2 separate regions of the Homo sapiens genome follow, and region 2 is linked to region 1. The links are chromatin contacts, found by Hi-C in ENCODE. All regions are on one chromosome and are shown on one strand. The core of a region is the stretch at or near the end of the contact, and the rest is flanking DNA. Distances in the headings are between cores, read along the strand shown. Region 1 overlaps CSMD2 (CUB and Sushi multiple domains 2). Region 2 holds the start of CSMD2 (CUB and Sushi multiple domains 2).

Region 1 (4,921 bases), core at 2,359-4,858:
CTTCAGGCTTAATCTAGAGAACTTGCACTAAAGACAGGCATGAGTGAACTTTTGTCCTTGGGTCTGAGATCCAAACTATAAAAGTGGTTTCTGGCCAGGTGCGGTGGCTCATGCCTGTAATCCCTGAACTTTGGGAGGCCGAGGTGGGCAGATCACGAGGTCAGGAGATCGAGACCATCCTGGCTAACACGGTGAAATCCTGTCTCTACTAAAATACCAAAAAATAAAAAATAATAATAATAATTAGCCGGGCGTGGTGGCAGGTGCCTATAGTCCCAGCTACTCGGGAGGCTGAGGAAGGAGAATGGCGTGAACCCGGGAGGCGGAGCTTGCAGTGAGCCGAGATCGCGCCACTGCACTCTAGGCTGGGCGACAGAGCGAGACTCTGTCTCTTTAAAAAAAAGTGGTTTCCAACCAGGCCACTGTCAAACATTATTGGAGCTGGTGATTGTCTCTTATCGTGTGAGCTGGTGTGAAAAAAGCTTGAGACTTTAGGGCACCTTCCCAGAACTACGTCTCTGTAAGGAGAGGTGATGATTCCAGTCTATTCTTTGGGTTTGTTTACCTCCTAAATGCTTTTATTTTTTCTAAGTCATTTTCAAAAATAAGAATCTTTTAGAGACACAAGGATGAAGAATAATATAATAAGCACCTGTATATACAACACCCACACAGGAAATAAAACACTGTAAACATAGTTGGAGCCCCTGGGTAGCTCTGCCTCCCCCTGGCATGGTGACAAGACCCTTTGTAATCTGGCCTCTGCTGCTTCTCCCAGCAGTCATCCACTCTCTCCCCAAACAACAATAACAATAAACAAGCAAATAGCCAGTCTACTCCCAACTTTTCAGCTGTAGAAAAACAAACTGTTTTTCCTCTGCTCTCACTCTACGACAATCAACACAGAATACTTCTGTAACCAAATGGAGGTGGGATGGGGTTCCCCACAAACCAAACAAGCAATCATTTCTGCAGTGGATGCAGGCTGGATGTCCTCCAGTGCAATTCAACTCTGATTATCTACCTGAAGTTAGCATCAGGTCCCGTAGGTTGAGGGCTCAGTCTCACAAGACTGCCTCCCACCGCAGATGCCAATCACAAGACCCTGGTTGTTTTACCTTTACTTCTGACCAACTGGCTGTAAAGCAAGATTCCCAGGACCCCCTCCCCCAGATTTGATTAATTTGCTAATGTGGCTCATAGGACTCAGGGAAATACTTACATTTACTGGTTTATTATAAAGAATATTACAAAGGATACCAATGAACACCAGATGAAGAGATGGAGAGGCCAAGGTATGGAGGAAGAGGCATGGAGTTTCCACATCCTCTTTGAGCATATCAGTCTCCAGGAACCTCCATGTGTTCTGCTATCTGGAAGCTCCTTGAGCCCAGTCTTTCTGAGTTTTTATAGAATCTTCATTACATAGGCATGATTAATTAAATCATAGGCCAGTGGTGATCAACTCAACCTTCAGCCCCTCTCTCCTCCAGAGTTTGCGGGTTGACACTGAAAATCCCAACTCTTTAATCATGGCTTGGTCTTCCCAGTAACCAACCCCGGTCTTGAAGATATTTAGGGATGGCAAGCCAACAGTCAACCCATTAGCATTCATAAGATGTGTATCACTTTGGAGATTCCAAGGATTTCAGCAGCCGTATGTCAGGACAAGAGACAAAGACCAAATGTATATTTCACAATACCACACCAGCCATATAGAATGGCATGCAATTCCCTGAATATCACCGTGGTACACTCGCTTCAGCTCCTTTACACCACTGTTCCCCTGCCTGGACTATTCTTCCTACTCCATTTATCCCCTGCTATCTCCCAACTCCCATTTCTTCTTTAAGACTTGTGTTCAAGTGATATCTCCTCAGGAACACCTTCCCTGATTCCTGGTGCTCTGCCTCTAATCTCTCCCAGCTCTGGACACATCCCTCTATGCTGCACTGGCTTGTCTATTTCCTTCATGTTTCTGCCTCAAGACTGAGTTCTCCAAGGTCAGGGCCTATGTCTGCTTCATCTCTGGATCCCAATGCTAAGCATAAGGCCTGGAATGAAGAGGTCTTTGGGGAATATCTGAAAGGCCTGCAATTTAGTATAATAATTAGGAAAATAGTCTCTAAAGCTAGTAGTGCTTTGTTTTGCATCCTGGCTCAGCTGTGTGACCTTGGGTAAGTTCTTTAACATGTCTGTGCTCCATTTTCCCCTTCATCAAATGTACGGTTAACAATGGTATCTACCTTACAGAGTGTTGAGAGGTTTCAATAACTTAATACAGGCAAAATGTTTTGAATGGTACTTAGCACAGAATAAGTGCTCATAGCTATTACAATTATTTCTATCAAAATGTTCAGCACCTGTTTAGCTATATCACCTGGGTTGGATTTCCACTAAAACAAGACCTGTGTTAAGGATTTGGCTACAAGTGAGCTTATTTGGGAGTTGACCCTAAGAGCACAGTGAGGGGAGGGGATATGAAACAGAAAAGAGAAGGCAGCTGAGAAAGGGGACCTGGTCATATAAGGTGCCACTGGGAGTCAATTGAGCTAAATCCCATTGGGGAACACTGGGAGTGAGCATAGAATACGCAACTCAGAGTCATCCTATTACAGGAAGAAGAGGCTGGGGTATCAATACACTAACTCCCTCCTTTTGGGTTGCTGGTTGCTCCTGGGGTCATTAGCTCCAACCAATGAACTATGGATGTGGCATCTACTGGATCTGCTGCGTCTCCCCTCCACTCCCAGTGACACCTGAGCAGAGAGTGGGAGCGAAAGCCTAGCAGCACTGCTGACTGTGCCCTGTGGCTGCTTGGAGTCTTGATCTCCTCAAGTCCCTTGAGCACCACAGCCTCTGCCCTGGTCTCTCTGCTTGATTCCATCCTGACCACAACCTTCCAAGGGCTGGAATCACAGATATGCAACAGCGCTGAAAACTAATTCAGGTGCCCACCCAGGATGCCACGCCAACCTCAGCATAGGCTGATGGCTGGCAGGAAGCTTCCCTTTTCCCTTCTCCTAGACCCCTAAGCCCTGAGCCTCTCGCTGTTTCTATGCTGTTTCCTGCAGCTTTAGAGTGGGAGGCTCCTGGTGGAGGCGATGCCCTGGCAAACTGTCAGGACCCCTCCCCTCCTAGCAACACTACAGCACCTTACACTGATTGGTGTCTCAGTCCCCGCCCCCTCCCGGCAGGCAGCTCAAAGGCTGAGCCAGAGAGAGGTGGGCAGAGAGGGTCCAGCTGCCAGACTCAGTCCTCCAGCCCCTTGCCTCCGCCTCTTGGCCACCGCTTCCCGTTACTCCCTTCCACAAGCCCCCTCGCTTGTTTGTCCCCAGTGCCTGATAATTAGGCTGTGTTTGTTAAACCATGGGCTCCAGCTCTGCCCACCCAGACTCTGCCTACTGTAGATTTTCCTGCAAGGACTGCAGAGATCATAAAAACAACTACCCACCTTGTCTCTCTGGCTTATTTACTAACTTGGCCATAAATAATCAGGGCAATTTGCATATTACTACTTGGCTTTTTATAGCACCACACATCTGAGCACTGGCAGGCAAGCTGGGGGTTGGGGTGAGGAGGTGAGGCACGCTCTGGGCTGGCAGTGACACTGGCCAGAGCTGTTTCTGGCAGGCTTGGCTTCTCCTGGCCTGAAAGCAGAGAGAACTAGCCTGGGAGTAGGGGCGTGGGACGAGGGAAAGCCAGTCATAGTCACCTAGTTGGGACAGGATGAGCACAGCTGTAGTGGGAGTGACAACTCCATTTGCCAAGGATGGCTTGTGAGCTGGGAGAAACAGGGTCCCAGGCTCCTGCATCACATAGGAGCTGGGTAGAGCACGGGTGCACTTCAGACTCCAGCTCTGCCATTTACTTGCTGTGTCACCCCGGGCAGGTCACTTCCCCTCTCTCATCCTTGTTTCCACACCTGCAAAATGGAGATGACAGTACCTACCCCAGATGATCTTTGTGATGATTCAATGGGGTGCTATAGGGAAGGCACTTAGCATGATGCCTGACCTAGAGCAAGGGCTTGAAATGATGATGATGATGATGATGATATAAAAACAAATCCTCTACATTCCTATAGCTATCAAACAAAATTTATGAAGATAAATAAACCAAGACCTACCCCAAGGAGAGGGAAGTTGTTGAGCTACAGCGTGCAAGGCTGTGGCATCAGAATGGAATATGTGAAGGGCCCACAGTAGCAGAGGAAGTCTATATCTACCAAGGCAGACGAGACAGGGAGAAGGCAGGGTTTAGAGCTGGAATCACCACCTATGCCTGTTGTCTGGGGATCTGGGTTTGGAGTGAGTGTCAGCTCTGAGGGTCTGAGTGCCCACTGGGCTGCCCACCCTGGTTGAAACCGCACACCTGGCCTTCAGCACTGTTCGCCCTACTTTATTAGGGCTGGTCAGCCCTGGTCCCCAGAAGCCTGGACCCTGCTCCCCACACCCCAGCCCTGAATTACATGATTGCTCTACCACCTGCCAGACATGAAGCCGTTTTACAAGCTGGAAGCCATGGATGCTATATTTTTAGATCTCAACTAGCCTTGAACCTTGGGTGGGGCCCTTGTCTAAACCAAACTTTAGGACCTGCTGCTTCTTAGGTGGCGGTCAGTGAATGTCCTAGGCAAAGAAACCCAGCCCTGGTCCCCATTTGCAAATCTAGAGACTGGGCCACTTGCTATGTCTCATAGGACAGAAGCATGAGGGGTCATGGCAGGACACAAGTAAGTGAGCAATGACAATAATATCCCCAAGGTCCTGCTAGGCTCAAGGGTTCCCCAAGTCACAGCTCAAGTATTTGGTGACATTATGACCCTAAGGTCACTGCTACACATGCAAAAGGATGGAGCTATCAGTATCATCAGAAGTCAAGGTGCTTCCAGTGACCAGCAAAAGCTACACCCCAAGGG
Region 2 (4,972 bases), core at 584-3,083, 110 kb after region 1:
TCCCGTCAGCTAGGAATGAGAGAGCCAGAGCTGGCTCGGGGCGCCCTCCCTGACCAAGAACCCCAACATGCCGCGGTTAAGCGGTGGGCGACACGGTCTGCGAGGACAGACTCACAAGACGCTGAAGGCCAGAGTGGGCCAGAGAGCTCGCCACTCACTGACCTGCCAGAGGAGAGGCGCACTTTCCCAAGAAGGGGAACTGGGGTGGTCCAGGCCAAGCCTTCAGAGGTTCAATCGGTGGTTTCAAAACAAAACAAAACAAAACAAAAACAAAAACAAAAAAGAAAACACGGCTCCAGGTCGAAGGTGCCCTAGGTCTAGGCCTGGCCAGCAGGTGTTTCGGTTTCTCCCCCAGTGGGTGTCAGCCTCGCGGGCTAAATGAAAATGCGGTTCCAGGCATCCCGGTTTGGACCCGTCTCCACCCGGGCACACGGAACTTTCTAGCTTGTAGCTAGAACTGAGCTTCGGAGGGGTGCTGTGGGTAAAGCGGGAGGGCACCAGTCGCGGCCAGTAGCCTCCACAGGGGACCGGGTTCCCTCGAAGGTTCGCGTACCTCCCCCGCGCGCTGCAAGCTGCAGCCAGACACCCGCGAAGTTCCGGGACTCTCCGCACCCGCTAGATCTGCCCCTTCCCGGACTCGGTCGTCGGGAGCTGGTCCCGCCGCCCGCGCCGCCGCTGCCGCTGCCGCAGCCGAGGCGCTCGGCTGCAGCAGGGCGCGGGAAAGGGCACTTTGGCGCGGAGTGAGCACCGAGGGGAATGTGGCAGCGCGAAGCCTGGCGGCGGCACTCCCTCCCCCGCCTCGGGCTACAACCCCCACCCCCTCCTTCCCATCCCTCAACACCCTCCAGCCCCCACCTGCACCCTCCTGCAAGGAATGCGCGGGACCCCCACCGTGGGCACGCGTCCACCTGAACCCCCTCCTAGCTCCGAGCGCCGAGGGAGGGGTAGCATTTGAGGAGGGGGATGGCGGCCGCAGTCTGCAGTCGGTTCCAGAGGGGGCACCGGTTTCAATTGGAGAAAATGGGCGGGGGCAGGGAAGGGCAGACCTTGCAGACGCAGAAATGGGGAGGGGGCGCACGGTTCCTCTCCAGCCCCCAGGACCAGCGTGCCTGGCAGAATCAGGAGCCGGGGGAGTAGGGCTCCCGGAAAGTTTATCGGGAAAAAGCCTAGCACCGTGGGGGCTGGGAGGCTGGAGAAACTGAAGCCACAGACCAGGTGCCCCGCAACCCCGGGCGGGGATGTCTGTCTCCCAGGCCCCCACACCGGCCGCATCCGTCCAAGTTGCGGCTGGGGTTGGGGCAGCAGTGAGGGTGAGGGTGGAGGTGAGGACGTGGCTGAGGGTGGGGTGGGAGACGGAGGCAGGGATGAGAATGAGAGTAGGCAACTGGGAGGGTGGGAGATTCAGGCAGGGATAGAGGCGGGGGGAGGGACTGGGACCGGGTCGAGGATGGGTGGGCTCGGGGCTCGGGTGGGGCGCGCGGCGGCCGCTGGCTCCTCGGCGCGGCTGGACTCACCCGCGGCGGCCGAGACGCTGAGCAACCCACAGCCCAGCAACAGCAGCAGAGGCGGCGGCGTTGGCGGCGGCGGGCGGCCCCAGCGGCTCCCGGCGCCCGGCACAAGCGCCGAAATCCCGGTTTCGCCGCGAGCCCTCCCCGCGGGGCAGCCGCAGCGCCCCAGCTCCCGTCCCCGCGAGCGCGGCATGGCGCGGCCGGCAGCGCCGAGGGAGAGGCTCCGCTCGCCGCCGAGGAGAAAGGAGGTCAGGAGAGCTCTGGAGCTTTTTTCTGCTCGGAAAAAATCCCGGTACGCGGGAGCCCTGAGCTTCTGCGGCTGGAATGAACCAAGTGTCCGCCCGGCCGGGGAGAGGCGCGCTGCGCTCTCGGAAATGACTCGCTCCAATCCCGCTTCGCGGGGTTCGCGCCGGGGGGCGGGAGGGGGTGAATTATCCCCGGATTAATCACTCCGGAGCCGCTTCTCCGCCGCTCCAAATGCTGGGGGTGGAGGCGCAGCTAAGGATAAAATATTGGGGGGCGGGGGTTCCTCTTCAGCGCCACCTCCACCTCCAGATAAACCACAAATTACATCTAAAGGGTTGTTTATCCGTGTCTGTTTTGCAATTGACCAGTTTCTTTTAAGTTCAGTCCTCCTGTTTTCATTTATAACATCACCCATTAATACACCCCCCTCTCCACACACACACACACAAACACACACACACACACACAGTGACAGAGACACACGCACTCACACACACAGGCACATACACGCACACCTCTTCCACGTTTGGAAATTGGAATCCTGTCTGGGAAAAGGTAACCAAAGAAGGACGCGTTCCCCAAGTCTTGGCTCTTACCAGCTGATCTTGGGTGGTGGCTTTGAACTTGCCATCTAGGGCCGGGGGCGATGCTTATGAGCCTCATTCACAATAGCCTCCTACCCCATCCCAGGAGAGGGGCGTGTGTGCGTAGACAGAGGCAGGGTTAAGAATTGGAGGGCGGTGGAGGGGGGTTGTGTGTGGGGTGGGGAGGGGGGGGAACCGGTTCATTTGACCCAGTGCGGTCCCACTCCTACCCTAAGACAAAAATCTCAGGGTGGCAGAGGCGGTCCCTGTGTGCACGCGAGTTGGGGGTGGGGAGTGAGGTTGGTGGAAGGACGGTGCAAGAGTTACTAGTACAATTTATCCCCAAATTTAAATAATCGGATCCTACTTCTTCTTCTCCCCTTCCTCCTCCCAGCCAAGGCCCCAAACCAAGAGAGTTCTTCCCAAGGACGTGAGCTGCTCCCCACCTCTCCCCAGTAGCGGCTGCCTCTAGGCCCCAAGGGCTTAGTGTCGGTCCCCACCCCATCCCCCACCCGACTCGGTCGCCGTCTCTGTCTCGTCTACTCCAGGCTTCTCCGCCAGTCACGATGGCTCCTTCGCTGTCTACGCCAAACTCTCGGCGAGAGGGAAGAGACGCTTCATGGGGGGAGGCTGGAGGAAACTGGGAGGGGCAAGGTCCAGAGAGGAGGCTTCTGCTGGCGCGTGCAGTGGAAAGGCACCTGCGATGGGCACCCCCGCCCCCTTTGCCGACACACCCCAGAGAAGCTGTGCTCCGGGCTTAGGGCAGCCTGATTTGGCCAAAACGGAGCGTTGGCATCTGTGTGGCCAAGGGGGCAGTGGCCGGCGGGCGGTGGGGCCTGAGAATTTCCGGGGAAGGGTGTGGAGAGGGACTGTAGGGATGGCGAGCCAGGCTGGGGGTGGCTGGCGACCCAGGTTGGCCGGCTGTCAGCGTGGCCAGGAATTTCCATCCAAGGAAGGGTGTGAAGAGGGGCTGTGGAGTTGACGATATGAATTGGGGGGCGGGGGCAGGGCTGGAGGAGTGGAGGCTTGTCCCTACTCCCCATGAAAAACTTCCTCCCCAGAGCCACGCTTTCGCAGCCTCCTAGATGCCACTCTTCCTCCCTCCCCCCACCCCAAGTTGTTCCGGTTTCCCTGCATGAGCTCATCCCACAGCTGGGGAGCCAGCCCGGTGGCCCTGGGCGGGCGAATCTCCTCAGAATCGCGGGCCTGGTCCCCACCCCCAACACGCTTGTATGCCCGCCCCTCCCGACGCCGCCTTGCTGGGTGCCAAGAACCAACCGAAGCAGCCAGAACTCCTCAGTGAAAGGCCTGCTTTATGTTCCCGGGGCAGTGAGGAGGGGGCTTCTCCCTTCCCATTGTCCAGACTCAGCCCCCGAAAGAGAGGGCTCAGCCTTCCCACCAGCCCTGGAGAGGAGGAAGGGACTGACTACGCCAGCAGTGAGTGGTGGTGGTGGCCTTGGGGGCTGTTAGCTGGGCTTGCCTGGGGGTGGGCTCCTGGCTTCTAAGCTCCGACTTTACCCCTCTCTTGGAGGCGGGGTTCTCCTCCAGAGAAAGGAACTGGCAGAGATGCCCAGGCCTCCTGTGCAGCCCACAGCTGGGCAGAAGAGAGTCTGGGCTGCTCTGTAATTCTGGGGCTGCAGGCCAATGGGCTTTCTCTTACCCTCTTCTCAGCTCCAGAACTTTGCTCTGTGGCTGCAACGGGCAGATGAGATTTACCCCCAGAACTTTCCCGGGCAAAAGGAGCGTTTGTCATCCTTCTCCCTGGGGGCTGTGGAGGGCAGGGCACCTATTTTATCCCTGCAAAAGGCCCAGTTACTCACATCCTCCGCCATTCCTGCTCTCTGATCTATTTGGGTCCACGTGCTTTCACTGAGCGCCTCCTGTGCTCGGGGGCCCTGAGCGAGGCTGTGCTCTGGGCCCTGCAGAGATGCACAGTGTGTGGTCCTGCTTTGGGAGGATGCAGGCCAGAGGTGGAAACCCACACGTAACTGATACCGTCAGACAGCGATAATCACCATGACTGAAGAACCGGCATGCTACCGAGAGGCATGTCAAGACAGTGAGCTTTTCCTGGACTTGGGGGATCAGAAGGCTAATTTAAGAAGGAAAGTAGGATTTGGTCTGGAACCTGAGACATGGATAAAGACCTTGAAAAGATGAAGATTCATTTACTCAACAAATATTTATTGAGCATCATTATGTGCCTGGGTGCTGTGCTAGACAATGAATATACACCTAGTGCACAGTCCCTGACTTGATGAAGGCAGAAAATATGTATACAAATACACATAAAGTTACTAATTAAGGATGCTACAAAAGGAAAGTTTATGGTGCTAGGAGAAACAATATGGGGATGTGCTTTAAGGAGATGGTCTGAGAAGGCCTCTCTGAGATGGCAACGGTGGAAGATGGGATCTAAAATTAAGCAAGATGCTCAGGAGGCTAAAGCCAGAGGATCATTTGAGCCCAGCTGTTCAAGGCTGCAGTGAGCCATGATCACACCACTGCACTCCAGCCTGGGTGACAGAGCCAGACTATCTGTCTATGAATTAATTAATTAATTAATTAATATAATAATAGAATTAAGCAAGGCAGCCATGCAAAGTTGGGGAAAGAGCTTTTGGTATAGTGAGC

Evidence for each region. A loop is a pair of places that touch in the nucleus more often than their neighbours do. Pooled maps may share reads with other maps.
Region 2: a loop to region 1 is called in a map of dorsolateral prefrontal cortex, with 2.4 times the contacts of the local background. The contact joins the promoter of CSMD2 here to the enhancer-like site in region 1. A Hi-C loop is called at or near these places in 2 of 168 maps with a recorded cell type or tissue (both dorsolateral prefrontal cortex) and 2 of 50 pooled maps.

The regions. Positions count from the first base shown.
Region 1 is chr1:34,054,348-34,059,268 of GRCh38, forward strand. The region is part of intron 2 of CSMD2 (CUB and Sushi multiple domains 2); the gene reads right to left. Among named protein-coding and RNA genes, the nearest start is that of CSMD2, 110 kb to the right of the region's middle. Within about 2 kb of position 3,609, at least 3 of the 41 ENCODE cell types and tissues checked have a DNase peak (open chromatin) inside an H3K27ac peak, as active enhancers do; they include dorsolateral prefrontal cortex, where a contact is called at or near this core.
Region 2 is chr1:34,163,397-34,168,368 of GRCh38, forward strand. CSMD2 (CUB and Sushi multiple domains 2) reads right to left here and starts at 1,834. Exons shown (of 71, transcript NM_001281956.2): 1 at 1,515-1,834. The coding sequence starts at 1,701. It also overlaps a transcript of C1orf94 not described here. RefSeq lists an enhancer at 285-344.